Linked DNA regions of Homo sapiens: region 1 is linked to region 2. Evidence: chromatin contacts called from ENCODE Hi-C or POLR2A ChIA-PET data. All regions are on one chromosome and are shown on one strand. The core of a region is the stretch at or near the end of the contact, and the rest is flanking DNA. Distances in the headings are between cores, read along the strand shown.

Region 1 (5,360 bases), core at 2,289-4,788, 230 kb before region 2:
AGGAAACTGTATTTTTATTTGAAAGGTACTCATTGCTACTAAATAGAATAGGCTGCCAATACAGTTGGAGCACTATTGAAATAAAATTAAAATATAAATTAAAAAATAGGTAACCAAAAACTGTTTTCTACCTGAGGGCAGGAGAGTTTAAACGAAAACCTCAGAACACCTTCTTTTTCAGTCTTCTAGCCTATAACAGGGGATTTACTACAGTGAGAGCCTATTTGTATACCAGGAAAGTTACCTCTTTTAATCCTTAACACTGAGGCAGTGTAGGTACAGAAGAAACTACTGCCTCACAGCAATGAGTAGAGGAAAAGGCATTATGTATCAGGACTGCAGAACCTCCAAACTCTGAAGTGACAGTAACAAATGACATCAGGCCAAAAAAAAAAAAAAAAAAAAGGGAAGCAGCAGCTAATCAGTTACAAATCTGTTTGTTGGAACTTTGATGCTTTTACAGGTCCTGGAAAAATCAATGTTAAGAGATGCCTCCCAGGCTAAGCGCAGTGGCTCACGCCTGTAATCCCAACACTTTGGGAGGCCAAGGCAGGTGAATCACCTGAGGTCAGGAGTTCGAGACCAGCCTAACATGGTGAAACCCCATCTCTACTAAAAATACAAAAATTAGTCGGGAGTGGTGGCACATGACTGTACTCCCACCTACTCAGGAGGCCGAGGCAGGAGAATTGCTTGAACCCGGGAGGTGGAGGTTGCAGTGAGCCGAGATTGTGCCACTGCACTCCAGCCTAAGGCAACAACAGTGAAACTCCGTCTCAAAAAAAAAAAAAAAAAAAAAAAAGAGAGATGGTCCCTTTCTGCACTAAACCAAATTACTTGTTAAATGGAAAGGAATGGAACTTTTAGGACACCAGGAAACTGGTCAACTGTCCCTATTTCTCATTAAGAACAATACCCAAGTACTACTAATACATTACCCTCACTCCCTTCAACCAAGGAAGGTCGAGGCAGCCAAACTGTAACTCAGAGTGCCTAGGAAAGTGGTGTCTGAGACCTACCACAGAGCTTTTGGGAGGCATTCCCAGGATTCAGCATCAACAAAATGGGGATGGGGGAGGCAGTTCAGACACTTTTGTGTAACTATGGAGAGGAGGGATCCAAGACTTCTCCCCATGGCTAATCCCAAGGAACATTTTCAAGTGAAGGCGCGCACACGCGCGCACATACACACACACACACACACACAATTTATTTAGAAACAAAAGGAAATAGATCAGGGGATCTGCCTGTTATTTTCTCTTGTGCAAATATTTTAAGAACAATGGCCATAATTAATCTCTGTTGCTAAAAAAGGAAAAACAACTCCTTGGCTGTATGTCATCTGGAAATTTTACCGAGGATACGTCATTACGACCATTAATAGGCCAGGTGCAGTGGCTCACACCTATACTTTCTAACACTTTGGGTGGTCGAGGCGGGCAGATTACCTGAGCCCAGGAGTTCAAGACCAGCCTGGGCCACATGGTGAAACCTTGTCTCCACAAAAAAATACAAAAATTAGCCAGGAGTGGTGGCCTGCACTTGTAGTCCCAAGTATTCCAGAGGCTGAAGTGAGGTGAGAGGATAACCTGAGCCTAGGGAAGGTTGAGGCTGCAGTGAGCTGTGATCACACCACTGCACTCCAACCTAGGTAGCAGAATGAGATCCCGTCTCAAAAAAAAAAAAAAAAAAAGGCAGGGTGAGGTGGCTCACACCTGTAATCTCAGCACTGGGAGGCCAAGGTGGGTGGATCACTTGAGGTCAGGAGTTCGAGACCAGCCTGGCCAACATGGTGAAACACCGTCCCTACTAAAAACACAAAAATTAGCTGGGCATGGTGGCAGGCGCCTGTAGTCCCAGCTACTTGGGAGGCTGAGGCAGGATGGCTTGAAACTAGGAGGGGTAGGTTGCAGTGAGCCGAGATCACATCACTGCACTCCAGCCTGGGTGACAGAGTGAAACCCTATCTCAAAATAAAATTAAAAAAAAAATTAAAAAAAATAAATTAACAACTAAAATAGTAAGTTCTAACGTATTAAACCATAAAATACAAAAAACACATAATAAACATTTTTTCATTTTTATATTTTTTATTTCTTAGAGGGTAGTATTTCCGTTTTAATTTTAAATTTATTATTTTGCCAGGCAATGGCTCACATCAGTAATCCCAGCACTCTGGGAGGCCGAGCTGGGTGGATCACCTGAGGTCACGAGTTCGAGAACAGGCTGGCCAACATGGTGAAACCCCAGCTCTACTGAAAATACAAAAATTAGCCGGGTGTGGTGGTGGGCACCTGTAATCCCAGCTACTCGGGAGGCTGAGGCAGGATAATCACTTGAGCCCAGGAGACGGAGGTTGCAGTGAGCCGAGTTCGTACCACTGCACCCCAGCCTGGGCAACAGAGTGAGACTCTGTCTCTAAATAAGTAAATGAATGAATGAATAAAAGAATAAGATAGGTCAGGTGCCGTGATTAACTTAAGCCCAGGAGTTTGAGACCAGCCTGGGCGACATAGTGAGACCCTGTCTTTACGAAAAAAATTTTTTTAATGGGCCAGGTATGGGGGCGTGCATCTGTGGTCTCAGCTACTTGGGAGGCTGAGGTGGGAGGATAGCTTGAGCGGTTGAGAGGTTGAGGTTGCAGTGGGCTCTGATCATGCCACTATACTCCAGCCTCAACAAGAGGGCGAGACCCTATCTCAATCAATAAATCAATAAATCAATAAAGTGTAAGACAGCTGTATACATTTTCAAGTTTTTGAGCTGAAGACCTCATCCCTAGGAATACCCTCCCCAACCACTTAAAGTGCGTGCGTGAGAAAACTCAAGGCTGCCAAAATAATTTGTTCCAGCCAACAGCTGAAGATAGGACTCTGTCTCTCTGCCTCTGTGGGAGGGTAGGGGCCTAACTTCGACAGGTGCGCCAGTCAACAAACCAAGCTGCGTTCACACGGACCAATCCTCCTCTTCCCGCTTTTTTACATTTCTCACTTCCCCGACTCCCCCGAGCTCCCGCTCACCACATCCTTATTCCCTAATTCTCCGTTAAAACGCCCAGAGGTTCTGTACTAATCGAAGTTGAGTTCGGTTCACGCTGGGCTCTTTTCCCTAGTGCAACAGTATATTACTGTTTAAAAATCTGTCCTTACCACCTGAGTGTCCGGCTTTGTTTATCTTTGACACAGGTCCCCGGAACTTCGCAGTTTATCACATAAAATAACCCAGTTGCCCAGGCGGTCCCTCCCAAGGCCATGGTCCCTCCCAAGGCCATGTTCCCTCCCCAGCCCCACGCCGCGCTGGGGCTTGCCCAAGCCGCCGCTGAGGCAGGGCCTTGGGCGAAGCGCGCATAACGCCAGGCCTGCGGCGACCACGCGAAGTGGCGCGGGGGAGTCTGGCAGCCCCGAGCCCAACCTTTAGGAAAGATGAGCTGTGAGGCGTCCTCCTCTACGTCGCCAGCCCGCGGATCGCTGCCACCCGCCGCCATCGCCGCGCCGCGCCGCGCGCCACCACCAGCGCCGCCGGAAGCAGAAGCGCGGAGCAACGGCCGCGGAAGGGGCGTGGTCTCGGGAGGGGCCCCGAGGGGTGGGCGGGGCCGGGAGTGCGAGCCGGACGGGGCGCAGCGAGGGGACCGGTTGGTGAGGTCCTGGAGGCTCCCCGCCACCGAGGGGCGCCCTGCACTCCCTCTCTTCTCCCATGCTCCTCGCCGCGCAGACGTCCTGGGGCAGGTCCCTACGCCTTTCTGGACGGAGGAGGTCAGATGAGATGCAGGAACGCCTGCTGATGGAGAGCAGGGCAGCCGGCTCCGAAAGTACCGGGTCCAATTTCCTTCACCGACTTAAACTTCTAAAATTTTATTGATTTGTGGTGGATTATCTGATACTTCTGAGTACGCGGACAATGATATTCAGAGGCTTTTACCACACGTCTGTTGGAACATTTGGGTGATGCGTAGAAAATTAAGCAAATGACGGCCGGGCGCAGTGGCTCACGCCTGTAATCCCAGCACTTTGGGAGGCCGAGGCGAGGGGATCACCTGAGGTCAGGAGTTTGAAACCAGCCTGGGCAACATAGTGAAACCCTATCTCTACTAAAAATACAAAAATTAGCCGGGCATGGTGGTGGGCGCTTGTGATCCCAGCTACTGGGGAGGCTGAGGCAGGAGAATCGCTTGAACCCGGGAGGCGGAAGTTGCAGGGAGCTGAGATCGCGCCACTGCACACCAGCCTGGACGACAGAGTAAGACTCCGTCTCAAAAAATATATTAAAAAAAAAAAAAAAGCAAATAAAAAATGATGCTGTTTTCGACACTGGAGAAAACAAAAGGTTGTACAATAAGGTAAATAATCATAGCTTATTAGTCAACAATATCTTAGCTCATTAGTCAACAATGTTTAGATGGTCATATTGTAAACTCTGTTGATTTAATAAAAAATGAATTGTGCCGGGCACGGTGGCTCACGCCTGTAATCCCAGCACTTTGGGAGGCCGAGGCTGGAGGATCGCTTTAGCTCCGGAGTTGAAGACCAGCCTAGACAACATAGTGAGACCTCGTCTCTAAAAAATACAAAAATTAGCCGGGCGTTGTGGCGCGTGCCTGTAGTCACAGGGATCGGGGAGGCCGAGGCGGGTGGATCGCTTGAGGGATGCAGTGAACTATGATTGCCTCACTGCACTCCAGCCTGGGCAACAGAGACCCTGCCAAAAAAAAAAAAAAGGCAAAGTCCAGGCGCGGGGGCTCACGCCTGTAATCCCAGTACTTTGGGAGGCCGGTGGGGGTGGGGGGGGCAGATCACCTGAGGTCAGGAGTTCGAAAGCAGCCTGGCCAACATGGTGAAATCACGTCTCTACAGAAAAAAAAAAAAAAAAAAAAAGCCGGGGCGTGGTGGCGGGCGCCTTTAATCCCAGCTACTCGGGAGGCTGAGGCGGAGGTTGCAGTGAGCCGAGATCGCGCCACTGCATTCCAGCCTGGGCGACAGCGACAGAGTGAGACTCTGTCTCAAATAATAATTTTTAAAAAGACTTAAAAAATTAAAAAGTAAAAATTTTAAAACTAAAGAAAAAGAAAACCTTTAGAAGGCAGTCCTGGGAATCCTGTCTGGCCTGTGCAGCCTGATCTCCTGCGAGGGCTCGTCCACAGCGTCTTGCTGTCTTGCAGTGCCGGCAATGTGGTCTCCCACCACCTGAGAAGTTCCCTCCTCCAGGGCATGCTCTTTGCTTCAGCACTGCTTCTCTAAGGAACCTGCCCAGACCTGAAGGGCTGGCCACGCCCCCTTTCACGTGCTCAGAGAAGCTGAAGGTTCCGGAGGGTTTGATGCTTGCCGGTGTTCCCTTGTACACCCAGCACTGAGTGACAGGCCAGA
Region 2 (5,823 bases), core at 438-2,937:
TGTTGGTAAATGCTAACTGTCCATATTCACATAGAGACCCAGTGTACTCTCCGAGCCCAATATACAGAGAAAGCAGGAAGAAAGCTAGAATTGAATGCTCTGCTACACATGGGCCTAGAGCCCTCCAGCTTCCAGCAGGGCGAAGGGAGCAGGTTTTTCTTTTTTCCCACAGAGCTGGGGTGATGTTGATTCTATACAGTTTTTGCTCAGACAGGAAGGGATAAAAATGAATTTCGAACAGAAAGGGGTAGAGACTCTTTTCCCATTGTATTCTGCTGAAGTTATTTCCCCCAAAATAAGTTGAGAACTATAGTGTAGAGAAAAGAAACCTCAAGAACAGGGCGACTGAGCACAAGAGAGAAAAAACAAAAAACAAAAAAACAAAAAAACTGCAACTTGCTCCCAGGGACTGGAGAAAATGTAAAAAAAGGAAGGTTGGAATCCATCAGTGTTTTTTTGCTGTTGTTGTTGCTGTTTTTTTTTTTTTTGAGATGGAGTCTCCCTCTCTCGCCCAGGCTGGAGTGCAGTGATGCGATCTCTGCTCACTGCAAGCAACCTCCGCCTCCCGGGTTCACGCCATTCTCCTGCCTCAGCCTCCATCCTCAGCGTGAGCCACCGCGCCCGGCCTCCATCAGTGTTCCATTAGTCATCTCCTTCATCCTCCTCTCCTTCCTCCCCTTCATCATGTTGGCTCATGTTTATTTATTAAAATTATTTTGGGCCGGGCGCAGTGGGTCACGCCTGTAATCCCAGCACTTGGGAGGCCGAGGCGGGTGGATCATCTGAGGTCAGCAGTTCGAGACCAGCCTGGCCAACAGGGTGAAACCCTGTCTCTACTAAAAATACAAAAATTAGCCAGGCGCGGTGGCGCACGCCTGTAATCCCAGCTACTGGGGAGGCTGAGGTGGGAGAATCGCTTGAATGCGGGTCGGGGGGTTGGGGGGTGGGGGGCGCGGGCGGGGGCGCGGAGGTTGCAGTGAGCCGAGATCGCGCCACTGCATTCCAGCCTGGGAGACAGAGCGAGACTCCAACTCCAAAAAAATATTTTTGGCTTTTCATTCACTTTGACTTAATATACTTAAAAATATACCCTCCAAAGAGGTATTCATTTTTGGGTGGGTTAAATGCTACCTATTCCAAAACAATTTTAAACTGGTTTATATTAGTTAAAAAAAAAATACTAAAAGGACAAAGTAGTCCCTGTAGACTAAGCTGCCGCTGTCCGAATAAGAAAGCTCAAGCGGCTCATAAAATTTAAAAAGTCTTCCTTTCATCATGCCTCCTGGAAGGTAGCTATCAAAATTTTAGGGTTTAGTATAAAGTCTAAGATGCTCAGAAACATTAAGACAATTGTCCTTACTGTGCCACCGAAAGGCTAAAGGGAGTAAGCTTTTAACAAAGGTTTAAGGGAGTAAGTCCCAGAGTCCAAACTGGATTTCACCGACTGACTGTTGAAGCTTTCGGGTCTCAGCTGTTGGCCCAACGAACCTTCCCAAGACCTTGAAGACCGGCAGCCTACCCGCCACCCTGAAAGGCGGAAGTGAGGAGAGAGGCAGGACTCCCCCCTCCCCAACCCTCGGAGATGAGAGGGCGACCGCGCGACGCTCTGGGCTGCTAGGTCTCGACTCGGTATCCGGAAGTCCTCCAGCGTTCGCCTGCAGGAAGCGGAAGTAAAAGGGCGGCCGGCAGCTGGGCAATTGCTTTGCGAGGCTGGGTGTTGAGTCGAGCCGCGGGAAAGGCGCGTGTCGGCCTCTCACTGGCGCAGCCTGCACTGCCGCTGCCGCCTCGCCCCGCCCTGCCCTGGCGTTGTCTCTGGCACTGTGGCGGACTGACCACGGCCCGGGCATGGGCTGCAAGGGAGACGCGAGCGGTGCGTGTGCCGCGGGTGCGCTGCCGGTGACAGGTACCCAGGGGTGGCGTGAGGAGGCCTCGTGGACAAAGAGAGGGTTTGGGGCACAAGGCGACCCTGTGCCCCTGTCACATTGAGCTTCCGCCTCTACCGTGACTCAGTTTACCCTCTGGTGTCCTATCCCTTCCCCTATTCGCGAGCGCCCCGAGTTGCCCTCAGTGGTCTTCTTGGCAAGGTATCGCTTCCGCGGGGGTGGCGGCGGGCTCTGTTCAGCGGTCTTGAACCTTCTTTGAAGAGCTTTAGATCCTTGTGCCAAGTGCAGAAGGAAATGGGGGAGGTATCCTACCATGGATTTAGACCAAGCTTGATCCTCAGTGAGTTGAGAAGCAGCACTTTGCAGGACCCTGATTGCAGAACGACGTGCTTTTTAAAATAGATTTCAATTTTTCCTAAAATGAATTCGGGTTGATGCGTATTGGTTACTGTTTTCTTTTAACACTGTGATCTGTTGGCTGGAAATTGGATGATATGGTTTCACTTTTAGCGTGGGACCTGCCAGAATGAGATCTGCGTCCGTCGCCAATAACTTATAGATGTGAACTGTTTTTGTTCCTTGGCCAGAATCTGCAGTTGTTTTGCATTTCTTGCCAGATTTGAGAAGGAGCAATTTTGTTCGTTTGAAGTCCTGGGGTCTTTTGCCTTATTGTGCTACACTAACTGTTTTGGAAACATTCATTGATGTACTTGCCAGCCAATTTTAGTGTAAAGTGCCCTCTTTCCTTCAAGAATCTTACACTTGCAGGCGTTTGAAGACATTTTAAATAGCTATTTAACAGCACCACAAAACTTGGAATAATTGTAGCCTTTTCACTTTGCTTTTTTTTTTTTTAAGCCAGTCGAATTTAGCAACACTTGACTTGCTTTTGATAAACTTAGCTGAAGCTTATTTTAAAAAAATTCTTATTTATTTATTTATTTATTTATTTTGTAGAGATGAGGTCTTGTTACCTACCAGTCTGATCTTGAACTCCTGGCCACATGAAACTTATTAAAGGAAGTGACCATAATACTTTGTACAGTAGCATAGCACATTTATAATGCACATTGAACTTCAGGGGAATATATGAAAGTAAGAAGAAAATTTGCTTAGAACTTTCCTGCAGCTGTCTGTGAGCATTTTCTTTTTTTATCTAAGTTTCCCTGTAACAATACAAGATGATGTGATAATTTTCTTTCTTTCTTTCTTTTTTTTTTTTTTTTTGAGATGGAGTTTCACTCTTGTTACCCAGGCTGGAGTGCAATGGTGCAAGAGATAGTGTTTTAATTTATTTTTTTATTTTTTGTTGGTGAGGCAGAGTCTTGCTCTGTTGCCCAGGTTAGAGAATAGTGACATGATCTTGCTAGCTGCAGCCTCCACCTCCTGGGCTCAGGTGGTCCTCCTACCTCAGCCTCCTACGGATGGTTGTTGATAGTTGGGCCTAGAACTTGTTAAAGAGTGTTTTCTGTTTATTCATCATGCCGCAAGTATAATGCTTATCATGCAAAGCCACATGGCACATTCTGTTGGCCATTATCTCAGACTGTTTGTCTTTATAAGCAACATTTAAGAACCCCTAGGGTCAGAATGATAAGGGATCCTATAAAATGAAGACATACTCAAAGCAGAGACCACTTCAGTGAGATTCTTACGTCTGCTTCTCTGGACAGTCTTTTCCTCTGGTTTTACCTGTAGAGTTAAGAATGTGGGGTCAGAGTGGCAAAGCTCTTTTTTAATGTATAGCTTTCCTCCTTTTTTCATCTCAAATGGTGCTGCATCTCTCCCCAAGAACACGTACTCTCTCTCCTTTTTGAAAACAGTGTAGGGGGATCTCGAGGCAGGCCACAGGTTCATAGGATTTTCATTTTACCTATCTTGCAGTCCTAGGCATTTTATAGCATCTTCACTCTTGGTGCCACACTCCTTTCCTGTTGTTTCCATTCATGCCTTAATGAATGAGGCCTGTGTTTATTTCATTTTGAGAGCCTTCTATGTTTCAGGCATAATGCTAGGCGTGGAGACCATGATAGACAAAACACCCTGCTCTTGAGGAGCTCCCATCGGTCCCCAAAGCCAGCGTAAGTGTGGATCTGTCAGATTGGTTGGTTGGATTGCTTCGGTCCCAGCTTCAGGCCTCCTCCCTTGGTTTCAGGTTAAAACTATTCCTTTCTCAGCCACCTGTCTCCCAAGAACTGTGGCCACTGAAAATCCTTGGACTTGCCTTGGTTCTCACAAGCACTTTTCTCAGTCTGAGTCTGCACAGAGTATGGCTTTTTACCCTTTTGTAAAGCCAGAGAACCAGAGAAGAGAGCACGGTATTGTAGAACTTTAAAAGCAGGAAGGTGTGGGTTCTAAGCACTGCTATTTATTAGTTAGGCAAGGTACTCAGCATCTTCGAGCTTTCACTTATTTTTAAAGTGGAGATGCATGCAGCATATTCATGGACTGTCTTCTGAGTGCCAGGCATCATGCTGTGCACTTTGGTAAACGAAGTAGACATGGTTGCTCCCCTCAGAGAACGTTAGTGCCCTGGGTTGTTGTATGTAAGGATTAGATAACACTGTGTATGTAAAGCACCTAATACAATGTTTAGCTCAGAGTCATTGCTTGTTAAATGCTGGGGTTTCCTCAGGGGACTTTGTCATACCCCCAATTTCCTCCCCACTCTACATGCCATCCACCTGGGGTTACAGTGCAGTGGCGTCCAATTCGTCATCAGGAATCACCACTTTCTGGGGTGTACACATCTAGACCCCTTCAGGACAAATTGTAAACATAGCTAATAGCGTAATACTGCTAGACAGTTCATATGATGCGCTGTCTCCAGTTTATAAACTCATTGACTCAGGCCAGATTAAAAAAAAAAGAAAAACTCTGTAACTTTTGGGGAGAATTTTTTCTCTCAGCCACAGAGGATATATTTCCAATGTGTATTTTTGAGGCTATTTAATAACGATGATGTACTATTCTGTAATTTAGAAGATAGTTTTTTCTTACGATAAAATGTTTTACTACAACAATCAATTCTGGTATAGTACTTGGCACTTTACAAAGTGATTTTTTTATTGCCTCTTCATTTTCACATTGACCCTGTGAGGCAGATACTATTATTCCTACTTTGATAGTCTTCGAGACTAAGGGCCTGGGAAGTTAGGTAACATATATGTGGTTAAACTGCTAGTACGTAGCAAACTCAGGAATTGATCACAGCTGCCCTGATGCTAAAAGGTTCCCTTTTTTTACAAACCGTGTCTATTGTGTCCTGTAGAGCAGGTTTCTGAGGCTGCAGTCTGTGGGCCTGTGGGAAAGGGTGTCTATGGTTAGTCCTAAGAGAATGCTTTTTTTTTTTTTTTTTTTTTTTTTTTTTTGAGACGGAGTCTCTCTCTGTCGCCCAGGCTGGAGTGCAGTGGTGCGATCTCGACTTACTGAAACCTCCACCTCCCGGGTTCAAGCGATTCTCCTGCCTCAGCCTCCTGAGTAGCTGGGATTACAGGCACCTGCCACTATGCCTGGCTAATTTTTGTATTTTTAGTAGAGACGGGGTTTCACCACATTGGACAGACTGGTCTTGAACTCCTGACCTCAGGTGATCCACCCACCTCAGCCTCCTAAAGTGCTGGGATTACAGGCGTGAGCCACTGCGCTGGGCCAGTCCCAAGAGAATTCTTAAGTTGTACATAAAATTTGGGTCCTTGTTTGCTCCTCTGTGGGAAATGTCAGTAACTTTACTAGATTCCAGAAAAGGCCTATATCCTCTTCACTCAACCAGCCAGGAATCACTGCTATCAGGTTTCATTGTGTAAAATCTAGTTTGGTTATCTCTAATTTCAGTAGGTTTCATTTTTGTGTGTGTATTCTTTCATTTCTGCAGCCTCTATAGCAGTTTTTACAAACGTTGATTTTGAAAAACACTTCTGAGTGTTTTTATTTATAAGTG

Evidence for each region. Hi-C counts contacts between places; a loop is a spot of excess contacts on that map. ChIA-PET counts read pairs that join two places held with the same protein, here RNA polymerase II (POLR2A). Pooled maps may share reads with other maps.
Region 1: a map of PC-9 shows a loop between it and region 2 (18-fold over the local background). The contact joins the promoter of POLR2D here to the promoter of UGGT1 in region 2. A Hi-C loop is called at or near these places in 13 of 168 maps with a recorded cell type or tissue (B cell, CD8-positive, alpha-beta T cell, Caco-2 and 9 more), 21 of 37 single-sample maps with no recorded cell type and 25 of 50 pooled maps. POLR2A ChIA-PET finds 5 or more read pairs at or near these places in 9 of 52 experiments (AG04449, CD4-positive, alpha-beta T cell, MCF 10A and 5 more).

What each region holds. Positions count from the first base shown.
Region 1 is chr2:127,854,617-127,859,976 of GRCh38, forward strand. It overlaps POLR2D (RNA polymerase II subunit D), which reads right to left and starts at 3,539. Exons shown (of 4, transcript NM_004805.4): 1 at 3,412-3,539. The coding sequence starts at 3,484. It also overlaps the pseudogene LOC107985803. RefSeq lists an enhancer at 2,974-3,143 and a silencer at 3,374-3,683.
Region 2 is chr2:128,089,513-128,095,335 of GRCh38, forward strand. It overlaps UGGT1 (UDP-glucose glycoprotein glucosyltransferase 1), which reads left to right and starts at 1,688. Exons shown (of 41, transcript NM_020120.4): 1 at 1,688-1,903. The coding sequence starts at 1,846. RefSeq lists an enhancer at 1,450-1,759.